2 separate regions of the Homo sapiens genome follow, and region 2 is linked to region 1. The links are chromatin loops, found by intact Hi-C in ENCODE. Cell type or tissue: PC-3. All regions are shown on one strand. Links, peaks and the distances in the headings refer to the core of each region. The heading gives the core; the rest is flanking DNA. Region 1 has its middle 22 kb from the start of PLA2G4A. Region 2 overlaps PLA2G4A (phospholipase A2 group IVA).

The links. Peaks named below come from ENCODE experiments on the same cell type or tissue, not always from the same donor. Only the 100,000 strongest peaks of a DNase experiment are listed, where the experiment ranks them.
Region 2: it touches region 1 in a loop (10-fold over the local background); 1 of 110 quality-filtered maps calls a loop at or near these places.

The regions. Positions count from the first base shown.
Region 1 is chr1:186,804,365-186,809,750 of GRCh38, reverse strand. No RefSeq gene overlaps it. Among named protein-coding and RNA genes, the nearest start is that of PLA2G4A, 22 kb to the left of the region's middle. In PC-3, for the core only: a CTCF peak has its summit at 3,062 (motif pointing right); a DNase peak (open chromatin) is centred at 3,080; H3K27ac peaks cover 415 bases.
Region 2 is chr1:186,913,432-186,918,817 of GRCh38, reverse strand. All of the region lies in intron 7 of PLA2G4A (phospholipase A2 group IVA), which reads right to left. Among named protein-coding and RNA genes, the nearest start is that of PLA2G4A, 87 kb to the right of the region's middle. In PC-3, for the core only: CTCF peaks have their summits at 1,516 and 3,075; no DNase peak of the experiment used is centred there.

The DNA.
Region 1 (5,386 bases), core at 328-5,327:
AAAAATTCTCATCATCACTGGCCATCAGAGAAATGCAAATCAAAACCACAAGGAGATACCATCTCACACCAGTTAGAATGGCGATTATTAAAAAGTCAGGAAACAACAGGTGCTGGAGAGGATGTGGAGAAATAGGAACACTTTTACACTGTTGGTGGGACTGTAAACTAGTTCAACCATTGTGGAAGTCAGTGTGGCGATTCCTCAGGGATCTACAACTAGAAATACCATTTGACCCAGCCATCCCATTACTGGGTATATACCCAAAGGATTATAAATCATGCTGCTATAAAGACACATGCACACGTATGTTTATTTCGGCACTATTCACAATAGCAAAGACTTGGAACCAAGCCAAATGTCCAATAATGATAGACTGGATTAAGAAAATGTGGCACATATACACTACGGAATACTATGCAGCCATAAAAAATGATGAGTTCATGTCCTTTGTAGGGACATGGATGAAGCTGGAAACCATCATTCTCAGCAAACTATCGCAAGGACAAAAAACCAGACACCACATGTTCTCACTCATAGGTGGGAATTGAACAATGAGAACACATGGTCACAGGAAGGGAAACATCACACACCGGGGCCTGTTGTGGGGTGGGGGAAGAGGGGAGGGATAGCATTAGGAGATATACCTAATGCTGAATGACGAGTTAATGGGTGCAGCACACCAACATGGCACATGTATACATATGTAACAAACCTGCACATTGTGCACATGTACCCTAAAACTTAAAGTATAATAATAATAAAATTTTTTAAAAAAGAAAAACATTGGTTCGTTTAGTTATGTAACTCTTTAAAATATTGACATATTTCATTTATTTCAGGTTCTTTTGTTTTCTGTCTCTGCTGCTTGAATAAGAGAAATTACACATTTTATTACAGAAAATGAAACATCATGTTTGATAATATCACTACTAGTTTCATCAGGAAAGTCTTTAAGTATTTAAAAACTATCAAGACCATAGTGGAAGATATTGGAATATTGGAAGTTTCTCAATATTCTAACTTTCATGTGAAACCTCAAATGTTATTATTGGCAACAAATCCTGTTAGTTGTTTCCTTGAGGTGACAACAGACTCATTCCATTATTTTTTGAGAAAATGTCTGCCAAATACTAAAGTCTAAATAACCATAGTTTGTCTGTCACTTGGTCTTTCAAAATGGTATTTCATAAAAGATGGCTCACAGCTCAATTACATACATGCTTTTCCTAAAAACAGCACCATGCTTTAGTGTGACGCAAGTGTTTCATGCATTCTTCCCTTCCATCACACAGAATATTAAAAAGATATGTACTCAACAGTTGGGATTTAATAATGTTACTAATTTTTAGTAGTTCTCAAGGGCATTTTTTTTCTTTCTTTCGTTTTTTATGTTTGTTTGTTTTGTTTTGTTTCAGACAGGGTCTTGCTTTGTTGCCCAGGCTGACTTCTGGACTGCAGTGTCACAATCACAGCCCACTGCAGCCCTCAAACTCCTGGGCTATGGGTGCACACTACCAGGCCCAGCTAAATTAAAAAATATATATATAGATATAAGGTCTCACTATGTTGCTCAGGCTGGTTTCAATCTCCTGGGCTCAAGCGATCCTCCCACCTCAGCCTCCCCAAAGTGCTGGGATTACAGGCGTGAGCCACCATGGCTGGCTCTCACGAGCATCCTATTCTTTTCTTTTAATTGATATTGTGTGGTGGTAAATATGCAATGACTACTAAAACTGGCACCAGTACTTCTAATAAAGAGTCCAGTGACTACTAGCGATGGTAAATAATGATGGCAAGGCAAATAATACCTAAATATTATGAAGATATTTTGCCTTATGAACCTCCTGATAAGATTTTGCAGACTGCCCAGGTATCCACGTGTCACCTTCTTAGAACTACTGCTTTAGAGCCTTCTGATGATAGCTAATGCTTATGGTCCCTTCCCATGTGCCAGCTGCTACTCCAAGTGCTGAGTTACTTTATCTGAGTAAGTGCCGAGATACTTAATCTGAATTTAGCATCTCTTTTTCTTTGATAAGAAACATGAATGTGTCCCAAATGAAGGAAGAGAGAATAGAGGAGGGACTATAATATTAAAATATTTTTCAACAGAATACATTGAATAAATGGCTTTCAGTAACTTGAGATCTAAAATATTTACTTTTAAATGATATGCACTGGCAATCTATAATAAAGTCAACATTTTTGTGGGACTTTAACACAAATTCCTCAATTGGCAAAGAAATTTACCAAAAATTTTAGCAAAAATTATTCCTACTTGGCGATATAGCACTTTTAGGAAGATCTGGTTCCTATTCTCAAGTTTATGTAAACTTAGAATCAAATTGTAGCTCCAGCTTTGCCACTTTCTTCAAGTGTTGCGTAATGCAAATCACTAAGTTTTAGGAGCTTTAGAGAATTAACACAAGAATTTAAAAGGACAGAAAATGATCTCACATCTTTGTCCATTAGAAGACCCAAAGCTGGATCAAATTCTAAGCCAACAGTTATCAGAAATGCTATTGGGTCTGACGTTCCCTTCTGGAAGCGGCCAGAAAGAGACCACTTTTGGTCTTTGGTCCCTACTTATAGGCATTGGAAAAATAGAAAAGGCTCTTAGATTCTCTAGAGACGTGAGTGTATACCAACCCCACTAATCTGACTGTCAAAACAATAAACAAAAACCCAACAAATAAAAAACGAATTTCACTGTATTTAGCATATATCATTTCATCTATCTTGTTTACTAACCTTAGTTTCTGTGTCTGTAAAATTGATCTAATATAATTGGCCTAAATAATTTAGTATAATCCAAGACTGACGACATAATTCCAAGACAACACATTCATTACTGGAATTGCTTTGATGTTATAAAAGCTAAGAGTAAAAGATAAGAATGGGCCAACTTCTCAAACCAACTTCTAAGCTTTCCTGAAATTACCAATTTTCCTTGTAATCTGAGATGAAGAAACATAGCATATCATCAGTCATAATAACTGATGGAAAAGGCCTGGAGACTTGGGAGTAAATGCTCAAGGATAACGACATAGCATTCTCCCGCAGGTCAGCAGGGGGTGTCACATCACCAGCCTTTGTGTTGTCGTCCAATAAGCTCCTATAGCTGTAGAAGAGATCTTTAAATAAAGCATTCAAATGAAACATCCACAGCAGCTCTTCTCACTAGTTTCCTCCATTCACTTAATGTGTTATTTTGACTTTCAGGCTTCTCTTCCCAGAAGTCTGCAGAAAAGTAATATATTACTACATACACATTTCAAATTCTCAGCTTATATTTTATGAGTATGTCTTTATCACTATCGAAAAAAATCAACCCATTTTGAAATAAGATTGAATCAGATTTCTCATGCTTTTCAAAAGAAACAGAAAACTATCTGCTCAAAAATAAACAAAACTATAGAATTTTTCACATGACAAGGAACATATAGGCTAAATGCGGTGGCTCACAACTGTAATCCCAGCACTTTGGGAGGCTGAAGCAGGAGGATTGCTTAAGCTCAGGATTTCTCAGCTGCAATGAGCCATAATGCACCACTGAACTCCAGCCTGGGCGACATATAATTATATATTTGTCCATAATGCAACTACTTTTAAAAGTAGTTCACACTGCTGCCTCTTGATTACCTACCTACACATCCAAACCCCTTGTGGTATTTTAAAATCCAGTATGCATATGGAACACACATAGCAGTGGAGATTTTTAGTGTCCTTGCATGCCCTTGAGAAAATACTGCGTAATAACCATGTCCCACCTTGAAACTGAAGTTTCAATAGTATTTACAGCATAGTTCATTAGGTTTCTGAATACCCTATTCAGTTATTTCAAAGCTTGTCCATGGTTAAAGAATAACAACATGACTATTTCCCTTTCCCCAAGGGAATTGTTTAAATTGCAATATCCTGTTTGGGGGATCTAGGACATTGACACCCATACTGAATAGCAAGCTTGTCCAACCAGCAGGCTGCCAACTTTGAATGTGGCCCTACACAAATTCGTAAACTTTCTTAAAACATTCTGAGATTTTTTTTTTTGCGATTTTTTTTAGCTCATCAGCTATCATTAGTATTAGCGTATTTTATGTGTGGCCCAACACAATTCTTCCTCTTCTAATGTAATCCAGGGAAGCCAAAAGATTCGACATCCCTGCTGAAAAGTAAAACCTCACTCTCTCAAAGTTGTAGTCTGGCTCTATTGTTCTAAATGGGGTCTCCTATGAGCTTTCAAAAATACTTCGATTTATAGACTGTTTTGAAATATAAATATATATATATATATATGACTTATTAGTTTCCAGTACATCTGGCTTATTAGTTTCCAGCATCAAGATGCCAGTAAGTTCTTATACTCATAGTTTATACCATGGTTTAAGCAGTATTATCTCAGAAGAACCAGACACAAACCAATTTTTTCTTTAGAAAATAATGACAATCAGTATGAATCAAAATAATCGAATTTGAAGTTTGGATGTTTGTCTTCAGGATCTCCAACTTCTTCATTATTATCTCTTCTCCTTCAGTAGCACCTATTCTTTCTTCTAGTGCTCACTAGGAAAACATTTTCTAATTCTATCCCTCCCTAAAGAAAGAGTAGGTTTAAAAAAAAGTGAATATGGACAGGTACTCATTTACAGCAACCTTTTAACTTCTATGAGTTACCAATTTAACATACAGATAGTCCCTTCTTTGAAAAGTAATTATAGGCCATAAAAAGCAGAATGTAAAGGGAGTAGGACGAAATAAGTCAAATACTGCTACAAAAGTTATGTCTAGGCCAATGCTTTCCTTCTCTCTATCTGCCACTGCTACCTCTTCTTTTCCAAGAACTTCAGATAGCTGGGATCCAAAGTCTACTCTCATTAAAAACACTCCCATGTCTGATCTGTGCTTCCTCCTTGAAGAGTCATATACTCTGATTTACAGAATAGTATCGTATTCTGTTTGGTAAGTGGTGAGGAGCTGGACCAGTTGGTGTTAGTAGGAATAAAGAAAAAGGGAACGTAATCTAATACAACTAAGGACGTAAAACCCGTGAGACTGGGAAACTGAATATGGAAGGTAGGAAGAAGAGAGAACTCTGGAAAAAATGTCTGAGTTTCCAGGTATATTTGCTTTCTGGGTAAATTTCTGCATATTTTTGTACCTGAGTTATACCAAGTATTCAATATGTACTTTGATTAAAGGATGAGTAGATGAATGGATGGATGGATGGATGGATGGATGGATGGATAGATTAATAGGGGTTAATTGTGACACCTTACACAGAGACATTAGACTTCAAATTAGAGGGAATGTACACAGATTTATTGCACAGATAAGATACTATCATTTGGTTCATCTAATTTTCATTCATACTCTCTAGCTACCC
Region 2 (5,386 bases), core at 274-5,273, 110 kb before region 1:
CAAATGCTAGATTAACCAAGTACCAAAGCTTGCCATGTGAAAATCCCCACATAACTATTGAAGTCTGTAACACCCTAAATCCCACCACCCTGCTCCCAGTATCAGAGAGCCCGGGCGAGCATAACTGTGTAGAGGTGTTGGACTCAGTCTATTCTAGCAGACCTGACCTTCGGGACCAGCCATGGGCATCATCAGTAGACTGGGAGTTATACATGGACGGGAGCAGCTTCATCAACTCACAAGGAGAAAGATGTGCAGGATATGCGGTGGTAACTTTGGATGCTGTCATTAAAGCCAAACTGTGGCTACAGGGCACTTCAGCCCAGAAGGCTGAGCTCATTGCTTTAACTCGGGCTGTAGAACTCAGTGAAGGTAAGACTGTAAACATCTACACTGACTCTGGATATGCCTCTCTAACCCTCCAAGTGCATGGAGCATTATATAAGGAAAAGGGCCTGTTAAACTCTGGGGGAAAGGACATAAAATATCAACAGTAAATTCTACAATTATTAGAGGCAGTGTGGAAACCTCAGAAGGTGGCAGTCATGCACTGCAGGGGACACCAGCGAGCCTCCACCTCAGTGGCCTTAAGAAACTCTCGACCTGATTCAGAAGCTCAAAAAGCAGCATCTACCCCTTACTGGGCATCGATAGCAGCCCCCTTACTCCCTCAAACACCTGACCTGGTACATACCTATTCTAAGGAAGAAAAAGACTTCTTCCACCCAGACAGGGGGCAAGTAATAAAAGGAGGATGAATCAGACTGCCAGATGGGAGGGTAGCTGTGCTGCAGTTGCTGGGAGCCACAGTCGTATTGGCCATGCACGAAACCACTCACCTAGGGCAAGAGTCACTTGAAGAATTGTTAGGCCGGTACTTCTACGTCTCACACTTGCCAGCCTTTGCCAAAGCAGTAGCACAACTGTGCATTACATGCCGACAGCACAATGCGAGGCAAAGCCCCACTGTTTCGCCCCACATACAAGCTTATGGAGCAGCTCCTTTTGAGGATCTTCAGGTGGATTTCACAGAAATGCCAAAATGTGGAGGTAACAAGTATTTGCTGGTTCTTACGTGTACTTACTCTGGGTGGGTGGAGGCTTATCCAACACGAACTGAAAAGCCCTACAAGGTAACCCATGTGCTTCTCCAAGATCTTATTCCTAGGTTTGGACTGCCCTTATGAATCAGCTCAGATAACGGGCCGGCATTTGTGGCTCACTTGGTACGGAAGACAGCAAAGGCATTAGGAATCACTTGGAAGCTACATACCGCCTACTGACCTCAGAGTTCCGGAAAGGTGGAGCGAATGAATCGGACTATCAAAAATAGTTTAGGGAAAGTATGTCAGGAAACAGGATTAAAGTGGATACAGGCCCTTCCTATGGTATTGTTTAAAATTAGATGCACTCCTTCTAAGAAAACAGGATACTCCCCTTAAGAAATACTGTATCATAGGCCTCCTCCTATACTAGGAGAGCTTCCAGGCACTTCCCAAGAGTTAGGTGAATTGAATTACAGCGACAGCTACAGGCTTTAGGAAAAATTACACAAACAATCTCAACTTGGGTAAATGAGAGGTGTCCCATCAGCTTATTCTCCCCAGTTCACCCTTTCTCTCCAGGTGATCGCGTATGAATCAAGGACTGGAATGTAGCCCCTTTGCGGCCACGGTGGAAAGGACCTCAGACCATCATCCTGAACACCCCCACAGCTGTAAAGGTAGAAGGAATCCCACCCTGGATCCACCACAGCCGTGTGAAACCTGCAGCCGCTGAAACCTGGAAGGCAAAACCGAGCCCGGACAACCCCTGCAAAGTGACTCTGAGGAGGACGACAAGCCCTGCTCCAGTCACACCCAGAAGCTGACTGGTCTATGCACAGCCGAAGCATGAGGAAAATTATCATGGGATTCATTTTCCTTATAATTTGGACTTGTATAGTAGACACTTCCACTGATTTTCCCTGCATGGAGGACTGCTCTCAGTGTATACATCAGGTTACCGAGGTAGGGCAACAAGTTAAAACAATTATTCTGTTCTATAGTTACTATGAATGCCTAGGAACTTTAAAAGGAACATGTTTATATAATGACACTCAGTACAGGTATGTAGCCCAGGAAACGACAGACCAGATGTGTGTTATGACCCCTCTGAGCCTCCCATGTCCACTGTTTTTGAAATAAGATTAAGGACTGAAGACTGGTGGGGACTCATAAATGATACAAGTAAAGTATTAGCCAGAACAGAAGAAAAAGGGGTGCCCAAACGCATAATCTTGAAATTTGATGCCTGTGCTATCATTAATAGCAATAAGCTAGGAAGGGGATGTGGCCATTTTAGTTGGGAAAAAGGCTATATGACCAAAAATAAGTACATTTGTCATGAATTAGGACTGTGTGGAAATGAATGTGGATACTGGTCTTGTGTCATTTGGGCCACTTGGATAAAAAAATGAAAAGGATCCAGTCCACCTTCAGAAAGGAAAGAATGACCCTTCCTGTACTAAGGGACAATGTAACCCCTTAGAGCTAGTGATAACCAATCCCCTTAATCCTCACTGGAAAAAAGGGGAGCGTGTGACCTTAGGAATCGACAGGGCCAGACTGGATCCTCGAGTAAATATCTTGGTTCGAGGAGGAGAAGTTTACGAACGCTCTCCTGAGCCAGTGTTTCAAACTTTCTATGATGAACTAAATGTGCCAGTACCAGAAATTCCAGGAAAAACAAGAAATTTGTTTTTGCAACTAGCCGAGTGTGTAGCCCAGCCTCTCAATGTCACTTCATGTTATGTCTGTGGAGGAACCGTAACAGGATATCAATGGCCATGGAAAGCCCGAGAATTAGTACCTGTAGACCCAGTTCCTGATGAATTCCTGGCTCAAAAGAATTACCCTGATAATTTCTGGGTCCTAAAACCCTCAATTACTGGACAATATTGCATAGCTAGAGAAGGAAAAAAATTCACTCACCCCGTAGGATGACTTAGTTGTCTGGGACAGAAACTGTATAATGGTACCACAAAAACAGTCACTTGGTGGAGCTCAAATCACACAGAGAGGAATCCATTTAGTAAATTTCCAAAGCTGCAAATCGTGTGGACCCACCCGGAGTCCCACTGGGACTGGACAGCCCCCACGGCATTATACTGGATATGTGGGCATACAGCTTCCAATAATACAACTACCAGTGGGCAGGTAGTTGTGTTATTGAAACTATTAAACCATCTTTCTTCCTACTGCCCATAAAAACAGGCAAATTCCTGGGCTTCCCTGTCTATGCTTTCCGTGAAAAGAGAAGCATAGCTATAAAAAATTAGAAAGATAATGAATGGCCCCCTGAGAGAATCATACAATATTATGGGCCTGCTACTTGGGCACAAGTTGGCTCGTGGGGATACTGGACCCCCATTTACATGATCAACCGAATCATACAGTTACAAGCTGTCTTAGAAATAATCACTAATAAAACCGGCAGAGCCTTGACTATTCTGGCCCGGCAAGAAACTCAGATGAGAAATGCTATCTGTCAAAATAGATTGGCCCTTGACTACTTGCTAGCAGCTGAAGGAGGGGTCTGTGGGAAATTTAACCTTACTAATTGCTGTCTACACATAGATGATCAAGGGCAAGTAGTTGAAGACATAGTTAGAGATATGACAAAACTGGCACACATGCCCGTGCAAGTGTGGCATGGATTTGATCCTGGGGCCATGTTTGGAAAATGGTTCCCAGCACTAGGAGGATTTAAAACTCTTATAATAAGAGTTATAATAGTAATAGGAACCTGCTTACTGCTCCCTTGTTTGCTACCTGTACTTCTTCAAATGATAAAAAGCTTCATCGCTACTTTAGTTCACCAAAATGCTTCAGCACAAGTGTACTATATGAATCACTATTGATCCGTCTTGCAAGAAGACATGGGTAGTAAAAATGAAAGTGAGAACTCCCACTATTGAGTGAGAGTCTCAAATGGGGAGGATATAAGGGAGGAGACCACCCCTCATATTGTCTTATGCCCAATTTCTACCTCCAAAGAAAGAAGAAGTAAAAACTAAAAGGCAGAAATGAAATCCACAAGCAGACAGCCCAGCACCACACCCTGGGCCTGGTAGTTAAACATCAACCCCTGACCTAATCAGTTATGTTATCTATAGATTACAGATATTGCATAGAAAAGCACTGTGAAAATCCCTGTCCTATTCTGTTCTGTTCTAATTACTGGTGCATGCAGCCCCCAGTCATGTACCCCCTGCTTGCTCAAATGATCACGACCCTCTCAAGCTGACCCCCTTAGAGTTGTGAGCCCTTAAAAGGGATAGGAATTACTCACTCAGGGAGCTCGGCTCTTGAGACAGGAGTCTTGCCGATGCTCCCGGCCAAACAAACCCCTTCCTTCTTTAACTCGGTGTCTGAGGGGTTTTTGTCTGTGGCTTGTCCTGCTACACTAGCACTTTGGCAGGCAGAGGTGGAAGTGTTGCTTGAGCTCAGGAGTTTGAGACCAACCTGGGCAATATAGCAAGATCCCCATCTCTAGAAAGAAAAAAACATATATATATAAATTTTCTGGGTGTAGTGGCATGCACGCATAGTCCTGGCTACTTAGGAGACTGAGGCAAGAGGATCACTTAAGCCCAGGAGTTTGATGATGCAGTGAGCTATGATTGTGCTACTGCACTCCTGCCTGGGCAACAAAGCAAAACCCTGTCTCAAAAAAAAAACACAAAAAAACAAAACAAAACAAAAGATGCAGGATTGAAGAGAAGCCTCTCTTTTTAAAATAAACTTTAATGAAGGTTTCCTTAGTTTCCTTTAAGCAAAAATTCCCCTTAAGCAGCATCTCATCTTAGAGTCTGCTCCCATAACAACACAAGTCACTATAGCATCAGTAGGTTGGCTTTTGAACCCTACCCCCACCTAAAACATATTTGCAAATCTGCAACCACATGTGGGACAGGGGTGATCATTTGGCTCCCTTACTCAGAATTTATGTCTCATTTCCAACTGTATCCTGCCCTTAATTTGCAATAATCTCAAATTCCTACAAGAATGAATTCCAAGAAATTAATTTATTTATGAAATTATTTTATGAAAAACTTAATGAAATTAATTCCTACGAGAAATAATTCAAGAGTGTACAAGACTATGCACATATATGTTTACTTATGTATTTAAAATATTATTTTTATGAAAATAAATTATATTCATTTGACATATTCAATTAACAAGAAAGCTCAACTAAATAAATAAGTAAATAATTACCTGATACGTCACTAACAAGAAACTTCATTATCATTTGATGAGCATCATTGTGGCAATTAATCTTTGTAGATTTCAGATAGAAAGATGGACAGATATATAAAGAGAGAAATAGATAAGCAGATTAG